Regions from separate parts of the Homo sapiens genome. Here region 1 is linked to region 2. A link is an interaction called in ENCODE POLR2A ChIA-PET data of the cell type or tissue named here. Cell type or tissue: Panc1. All regions are shown on one strand. Each heading gives the region's core, and the rest is flanking DNA. Links, peaks and the distances in the headings are about the cores only. Region 1 has its middle 45 kb from the start of LINC02230. Region 2 overlaps TNPO1 (transportin 1).

Region 1 (4,388 bases), core at 267-4,266, 480 kb after region 2:
GGCAGCCTACGCAATTTCGGAGCAATTTCTCCGATTACACAGCTGGTGGACCGCCCTGGGCGCTCGCTGCCTCCCGCGCAGCCACCTTACAGTCCTGGGCTCCCCATTCTCGGTGGGCCTTGCCCAGCGCCCACAAACGCTGAGAGACAAAAAGACACCAACACCCACCAGGACTGCGTCCTGCCAGCTCTTCACTCCGCTGACCTGACCTTCCACGCCCCTAGTCCTCGAGCGGACTTGACCTGTGGGGGAGTACCGAACCGTCCCCATGAGGCCCTCCAAGCGGCCAGGTGGCCTCCGCCACTCTCTCCACCCCCACCTCCTCCACCCCCCAGCCCATCGGTCCATCTTCGATCTGCAAAACACGCCGGGTCAGCGACGCATCGGTCCCAGGCTTGTGACCACCTCTTTCTCTGTTACTTGGGGAGCCAGGCCCACCGCTCAGGATCACAGTGAGGAGAAAAAAGACACAAACGCCAGGACAGGGCGGCTGGGGAAGGAAACTGCTAGGGACCGCTCATTGTCAGCCTGGCGTGTCCCACGGATCGCAGGACCCGTCGAGGCTTTGCTCTCTGCGACCCGAATACTCCTGGGCCTCTCGACCTCCTCCTCGGACTCAGGCGTCCGCGTCTCCGGTCATCACGGGAGACCAATTGGTTTACAAATAGTGATGATAAACCTGGGACCGACCTTGGGGCTGTGTAAAAGTCTACTGACAGATGTAATGGAGGGTTGTTAGCAGTCACAAAGCCTGTCGGACCCGTAGCATTAGTTCAAGAGACTATTTTCGTGTCGCACCAAAATTACTGCGCGTGTAAACCAATTTCCCCGACGGAAGAATAAACAGAGATTCGTTTGAAGCGCGAGATGAAAACAGATGGGGTATCGCAAACAGTTCCCCAAAATACAACAGACTTCTGGGCCAATTACACGTGGTTAGCTCTGAATGGCAGAGGAAATAGTTTTCTTTGCTGCTAAATGTCACAAAAGTCACCTAAAGGCACAGAGGAGGCCGCTCTGTTTTTGCGAAACTTGCTAAAATTAATCTGCGCTGGGCCACTTGCAGAAAGCAGAACCACCTCCCGCCCCCACCTCGCCTCCAGCCGCCGGGGTTCAGGCGTTTGTGAAAGACAGAACCTTTGGGCTAGGGACCCGGGCACTGGTGCTTCGAAGTCCGAATCCGCCGGCCGAGAAAACGACAAGAGAAAGAAAATCCAGCGGGCGCTCTCTCCAGCGCCAGGCCGGTGTAGGAGGGCGCTGGGGCTCGGCCTGCCACCCCTACCCGACATTGGGAAGCAGCCCCTGCGCTCCCGCGGCGCCTCAGCCTCCGGTCCCCGCCCCGAGGTGCGCGTTCCTCCTCCCGCATGCCCGTCTCGGGCCCCACGGAGCAAGAAGATAGACGATGACGAGGCGCGCCCATCCATCCGGGCCGACGAGGTCAGGCCCGCGCCACAGGCAAAAATTGCGCAAGCCCGGCCGCAGGGATTTCGCGGGCGCCTGGGTCCCAGGTGCGCGGCCGAAATCCTCAGGGAAAATCCCGAGGGGCCAACGGTCTAGGCCACAGGGCTGCTGGGCCCGGGCCTGGCTCAGAGCGCATTCGGGCGGGGAGGCCGCACGCCGCACCCGGGCCTCTCCTCCGAGCCCGAGGCAGGCACTGAGCTCCGGGCCAGCCAGGTGCCTCCCGGCTGGTGCGAGACCCCGGGCCTGCTGGGAGGCGTGGGCAGGGCAGGGCAGGGCTGAACCCCAGCGACTGAATCTCGAAGGCAGGAGGCCTCGGAGGTCATCGGCCCAGCTCGCCTGAAACTGTCCCTGCTCGTGCCAGGGCGCGGGCAGAGGAGAAAGGACAGGGCGGAGCAAGCCCACTGCAGAACTGCGGTCGGTGGCTGCGAAGGGTCCGGGTCACCGCGCTCCCGGACGCCGGAAGCCGCGCTGGCGGGGCCGCGGGGAGGGAGGCTGGGTACCGGGGCCGTCCGGCCGGAGGAAGCGGCTCCGGCCGCGCTGTCCGCGCTTGGGAGCCGCGTGCAGGGTTCAGCCGTGTTTCAGTTGCCCTCTGACCTGACCCCGGGCGCACAAAGGCCTCCCGGGTGCGCCGCCATGGCCCAGTCTTCCAGTCGCTGCCAAATTAATGAGCCCACGTCAGGTTGGGTTTACAGCTCGGCCGGGAAGCAGCCGAGTGGAAAATGAGCTCGGGGCCGCTCCAGAGGCTCCCGCACAACTGCAGAGGCTGCCCGCGTCCCTGGCCGCCGCAAAGGCCGGGCGCAGCCCAGGAGACCGGGAGTCGCGGCCCGCGCGGTTCCGCCCTCGGCTTCGACTTTAGCTGCCTCCAGAGGGAACAGGCCTGGTGTAGCGAAACCTGGTATGTGAGAAATGTGTCTGTCCTGCTTTATTAAAACAACACAAACCCCACATTTAACATCCAGCAGCAGCGGGCGAGGCGTGCTTGACATGGGTCGTTGGGTTGCGGGCTTGGCGACCCTTCTGTGTCCTTGCAGCGCCCTACTTTGCCCTGGGCTTCCTGGCTTTGGGGGCTCAAGTTCGTGTTCCTGGGAATCCCTGCTTCTTGACCACAAAGAATCCAGGAGCCTCCCAGTGAGTGTGTACCAAGGTGGGGACAGAGAATGGTGGTTGGCTCCTTCCAGGGCAAGGGTCTGTCTGGAAGGTCAACACCCAGGAGACATTTTCAATCAGCTGCTGGGTGCCAAGTTGGAAGCCAAAGATTACTTGAAATAGGATTTGGTGTGTGTTTTGAATAAAAGTCGACCCGCGAGTTTATCACAAAGCTTCCCAGACTGGCTCCTGGGGCTGACGGCTCTGCTTTCTTACTGCTCTTTAAATGCTGTGGGGAATTCAGTTCAAGAAAAATGACTAAACTTGAAGCTGATAAAGCTTAAGGCATTGATTTATATTATTCCTTCCAGATTTTTCAAGTATATTAAAAGAATGTCTTTTCATCTAAAAACACTCAAAAGGTCGGAAGAGCAATGCTCTTGAAAAAGCCCTCTCCCTGCAGCTTGGTTTGCTGTTGAGAACCAAGAAGGTTAAGTAAGAACTAGAAGACACTGGTGTGACTGTTGAGTCTGAATCATGTGTCACTCCTGCATGCCCCCCACACTTACTCCAAGGACTGCTGCCTTTCAGACGCGGAGGGCTTGGGTATTGACCCCTGTTCTTCTGGGGATCTAAGCAAGGAGAGCACTGAGTCACCTATTATAACCCCTCACATTTGCTCATCAATTTCCCTTGCCTGGACTCCACAGAGGCCCTCCCACTGTCCTGTGGGCACTTCCAACTCTTGCAGACCTGGCTGCCCTCTCTGAGCCCACATCTTCCTCTGAAATCTCGATGTTCTTAGAAGGTGAAGTTGGCTTCTCTGAAATCTCAGTGTTCTTACAGGGTGAAGTTGGCTTATGATGCCAAGCAGTCATTACCTTTAAGGTGTTAAGCTATCTCAAGGAGTGCAGGGCAACTAAATTATAATGTAATTATCTTTTTAGATAAATAGTCCATCTCCTCTAAAATGTAAAACCTCTGGGGACAGTGGCCAATATTAATTGTCTGTGTTGCCTCACACCACAATACCAGATCAAGAAATGTTATCTATGTTGATTCCACAGCTAATTTGAGTAAACACAGTCCCCGCTAAAATGCTGAAAACTAGAGTGACGTTAGGGGGAGGTACCAGCTCTTCCCTTGCCATTAATTCCTGCTTCATTTTAAATGTCAATAGATTTTTCTTCTGAAACCAAACTGAGGGAGAGAGAGAGAAAAAGACAAGAGAGGAGGGCCAATGCCAAGGATAAGTTTTACCTACTGAGTCAGTATTGTACTTGGAGCTCACATTCATCACACTCTGGCTGCATTTTATTAGCTAGATTATATAATACCATATGCCTCAGTTTCTCATCTGTAAAGTGAAGATAGGCATTCCTTCCTGTTCTAATATTACAACTTACCTTATTAGTAGGCAGTAAGGTGGGGGAAAGTGCTCTCTTCACTAAAATATGAGAAAGTGAAGAAAAATCATCAGATATTTTAAGGAAACTCTTTAACAAAAGATGAAGACCAAAATGGAAAAATAAGTAACCAAGAGGAAGTAGAGAAAATTTTTAAAAACACACATAAAACAAACAAATCCTGTAAGTAAAATCTTTGAGGAGATGAGAAAAACTATTGATTGTATCCGTGAAATAAGAAAAGGATGCTCTAAAAAAGAAACATTAAGAGAATAAGGAATAAATTTTGGAAATTAAAAATGTGGTAGAAATAAATTCAGTAAAAGTTGAAGTCCAGATGAAGTTACAGAAATATTTCAAAAAAAGAATAAAAGGACCAAAAGATGGAAAAAAATAGAAACAAAAAGATAAGGAAACTAGATCAATACAGGAGGC
Region 2 (4,325 bases), core at 1-4,000:
TAAAATTTATAAAAAAATCAGCTGTGTTGGATTTCAGAAGCTATGCTGATCTGAATTTTTCTCTTGTTATTGATAAATTAATGGTTTTTCACTCTTACAGATCCTTCATGGATTTAAAAATCAAGTTGGCGATGAAAATTGGAGGCGTTTCTCTGACCAGTTTCCTCTTCCCTTAAAAGAGCGTCTTGCAGCTTTTTATGGTGTTTAATCTAATACACTTAAGCTGCAGTCCCAAAATTAGGGGTAAGTTATAAGAAGTTTGGAAATTTTCAGGATGAAGAAAATTTTGTTAGGGCTGTCATTTCAAACTACTAAATAGAATAAAAAGCTATTTGTTTTCTATAGAGGTTGAATAAAACATAGCCTCATATCATTCTATCTTGGGCTTTAAATTTAAAATTACTTAAGTGGGCCAGGTGTGGTGGCTCATGTCTGTAATCCCAGCACTTGGGGAGGCCAAGGTGGGCAGGTCATTTGAGGTCAGGAGTTTGAAACCAGCCTGGCCAACATGGTGAAAACCCATCTCTACTAAAAATACAAAAATTAGCCACGTGTGGTGGGACGTGCTTTTGTAGTCCCTGCTACTCAGGAGGCTGAGGTGGGAATATTGTTTGAACCTGGGAGATGGGGGTTGCAGTGAGCCAAGATCTTGCCAGTGCACTCCAGCCTAGGGGACAGAGCAAGACTCCATCTCAAATAAATAGAAAATAAAATTACTCAAGTGAAGGCTAAAGAAATTTTCTTAATAGAACCAACAAGCCCAGAAAAACGATTAGCTCCAGTTTGAATCGTAGGTATAAAGAAATCCACGTTGGTACACTGGTTGGATTTCTCAACATTGCTTCAACTATTCCTTTTTTCTTTCTTTTTTCCTGCAAGAAGACATCGGCACTCATAGTGATGGGGTAAAATTGATTTCATTTTGGAGCATGAATTTATAGTCTCTGCTGTAACAAGGACTTTTCATTTCACGTGCTTTGAAAGAAAACTCAGTTGGGTTTTGGCCCACTGTTTTTGTTTTTCACTGTATGTTTCACTGAGTACCTACCATGTGCCCATCACTTTTTTTTTTCTTTTTTTTTTTTTTTTTTTTTTTTTTTTTTTTTTTTTTGAGACAGAGACTCTTTCGCCCAGGCTGGAGTGCAGTGGCGCAATCTGAGTTCACTGTAATCTCCGCCTCTTGGGTTCAAGCAATTCTCCTGCCCGAGCCTCCCAAGTAGCTGGCATTACAGGCACATGCCACCATGCCTGGCTAATTTTTGTATTTTTAGTAGAGATGGGGTTTCACCATGTTGGCCGGGCTGGTCTCGAACTCCTGACCTTGTGATGCACCCACCTCGGCCTCCCAAAGTGCTGGGATTTACAGGCGTAAGCCACTGAGCCCAGTGCCTAGGACTATATTTTAAAATAAGCAATGAAAGATTCTGTTTTAATTTGGGATGGACTATATTCATTTGGACTCTTGCTCCTTGAGCTCTTCTGTACTTAAATGGGACTAGCAGTTCTCATCTCTGAGCTTCGGTTTTGTCATTGAGTTATGTTGAGGATTAAATACTATACTGTATGTGATGCCAGAACTTAGTATGTTGCCTGGCACACTAAGTTGACTCAGTAAAGGTTAGGAACTGGGCCAGTACAATAAATATCAGGGTTTTGACATTCATCTTTAGATTTTCAACATGAATTAAGACATATCTGACTGGAAGCCAGAAGATGTGCTGAATGAGCATGTACAGAAGATGTACACCAAGTTGAATTACACTTTAGATTGAATTGGAGGAGTTTTTTTGGCTTGCTTGCTTGCTTGTTTACTCCAAGCTAAAATTTAAATCTGGAAAGATTTCACCATCCAAGCTGTCTAACCTAGAAGGTAGTAGAAATGGACTCAAAGCTTCCAGAATGTGTCAGAGCCCTTCATATGTGTTGTCCTACTTCAGTCTTGAGTCCTCAAGAGCTGTTTTCCAAAATGGCTTTGGCATTTTGGAAAAGTGCTGGATTCACCTTATGTTAAATTATGAGAATGCAAAAGATGAGAATGACTTGTAGCTTCAAAGCTTCAATGAGCTACTAACAAGTCTTGAGCACTTTCAGATTTATTACCTCTGTGGTCTCATCACCAATCATGAATTAACTGTTCTAAGACAAGGTATGAAATAGTTCTCGGTTTTGTAATTAGAGCTAAAAGTAGATCAGTATCTTTTATTCCTGCCTTTTTGTACTCCTCTTCCTTTTCTTCAGAGGCAGGAGAAAAGGGATTGCTTATATTTCTACACAGATGGATTAACTGCCCTCTGTGAATTCACATGAACGTTCATAAATGGCCAAAACTTGGCATGATTGGGTAGTAGAGTTCTGTTTGTAAAAGGACCACTATCAGGTAACAGTTTAAATCTCCCAGTAATCTTACCTTATTTCTTAATATCCTTTTTATCATTAAAACTGTTTAGCATAGAAAAAAGTTCCTACCAGAAAAACCAAGTGACTGGAAGATAGTGGAAATGACCAAGTGAAATAGGATCAGAATGGGAACTAATTAGGAACATCAAGAAGGCAAGTGTAGGCAGGGTGTGATGGCCCACATCTATAATCCTAGCATTTTGGGAGGCTGAGGTGGGAGCATTGCTTGAGCCCAGGAGTTTGAGACCTGCCTGGGCAACATGATGAGATCTCCATCTCTATGAAAAAAATTAAAAAGAAAAAAATGAGCTGGGCATGGTGGTATGTACCTATGGTCCCAGCTACTCAGGAGACTGGGCAGGAGGATTGCTTGAGCCCAGGAGGTTGGGGCTTCAGTGAGCCATATTCACACCACTGCGTTCCAGCCTGGGTGACAGAGCAAGGTGCTATCTCCAAAATAAATAAATAAATGTTAAATTTGCTTTTTTCTCTCTCTCTTTTTTTATGTAGAATTTGTTTGTTGATACTTACTGAATGTAGTGACCCTGCTGTGGTAATGAACACTTCTAGTGCCTTCTAGGCTTAAAATACCAGACAACCCCAAATAACAAATGCTCTTTTGTGTTTTGATAGGTTGGATTTCTGTTTGCTTAATATTGGGAATACTGGGGGAAAAAAAGATGGTGTTTTCATTCTAAGGATTGTCCTAAAGAAAGTGCTACTTTATTTTTAAGAAAGTAAGGCCACTTGTTATATAAGAAATAACAAGTTCCCATTGGGTCCCATTTTGCAAAAGGGGATAAAGAATTAGACTGATAGCATCATACGAGGCATATTTCACTATACAAAGTGTTGTACACCTGTCTATACAACTCTCCTACCCAGCTTGACCTCACTTTTCATACCTGATGCAGCAAACAATTCAGTGCCATAGGAGAAGGAAGCAGCATGGTTATAAGTGACTAACACGATATTAGGCAATTTGTCCAAATTTCTCATTTTCTTTATAGGTAAAGATAGCATTCTTATTTGATTAATTTTTTGTTCCACTGGCTTTGAAAGACAAACGATTGTTAAAGATAAAATTGTTTTTGTTCTTTTTCTTATAGGTCCTTCAGTCTTGGAGACTATAAGGGAGCCTCTGCACCCAGGGAAAATGTTACCCTTTACAGGGGGGAAGGGTAAACCAGTAGGGAATACAGTACAATCCCAACCCTACTGGGAGGGGCGGGAGGGAGGTGTTGCCGTCACTGTATTAAGTCGATGTTGGGAAACGTTTTAACATCTGGAGCCTTTGTGGGTGGAAATATGTCTCCAGTTACAACTCCGCAGTGGATGTGAAGAAGCAAAAAAAAAAAAATCTATTCAGTCTACTCACAAAACAGTACATTGTGGAATATTATGGGGAATTGTACCAAAACAAGAACCATATAAATGATGCCTAGGGACAAGAAAGAGGAACAATTCTATAGCGCACAATAAAGGAAACCTAAGAATGGGAGTTACAAATAGTAAAGAAGCTTTTTTTTTTTTTTTAATTTAAAGTTTTTTTATGTAAGTTTTCCCACATGATGGGGCCTTGTTTTGCATGTTGATGAAGAACTACACAAAGAAAACTAATATAGTTAAAAGTCAGCTTGCCTTCCCGTAGTAGAAGCAGGTTCTTGGAAGTTACAATTTAAGGTACCCCAAAAAAGTTGGAAATAAAACAAAACAAACATAAACAATGAAGCACCCTGTGAAATGCCAAATGAGTCACTCCTTTTACCTTTTTTGGGGTGGGCAGGGAGGGAGGAATAAATGGGGTTGGGCATATCAAACTAAAGATGACATCTTAATTTTGCATTGAACATTAATGTAGCGGATATAATTTGATGATTATACTTCATTAGATTTAATTTCTAGGCCAAGATGTTACTTTTTAAAGT

Evidence for each region. Peaks named below come from ENCODE experiments on the same cell type or tissue, not always from the same donor. Only the 100,000 strongest peaks of a DNase experiment are listed, where the experiment ranks them.
Region 1: POLR2A ChIA-PET joins it to region 2 with 9 read pairs; 2 of 35 experiments call an interaction of 5 or more read pairs at or near these places.

What each region holds. Positions count from the first base shown.
Region 1 is chr5:73,380,285-73,384,672 of GRCh38, forward strand. No RefSeq gene overlaps it. Among named protein-coding and RNA genes, the nearest start is that of LINC02230, 45 kb to the left of the region's middle. In Panc1, for the core only: no CTCF peak of the experiment used is centred there; no DNase peak of the experiment used is centred there; H3K27ac peaks cover 961 bases.
Region 2 is chr5:72,905,203-72,909,527 of GRCh38, forward strand. It overlaps TNPO1 (transportin 1), which reads left to right. Exons shown (of 25, transcript NM_002270.4): 24 at 101-243; 25 at 3,507-4,325. The coding sequence ends at 208. Among named protein-coding and RNA genes, the nearest start is that of MIR4804, 29 kb to the left of the region's middle. In Panc1, for the core only: no CTCF peak of the experiment used is centred there; no DNase peak of the experiment used is centred there.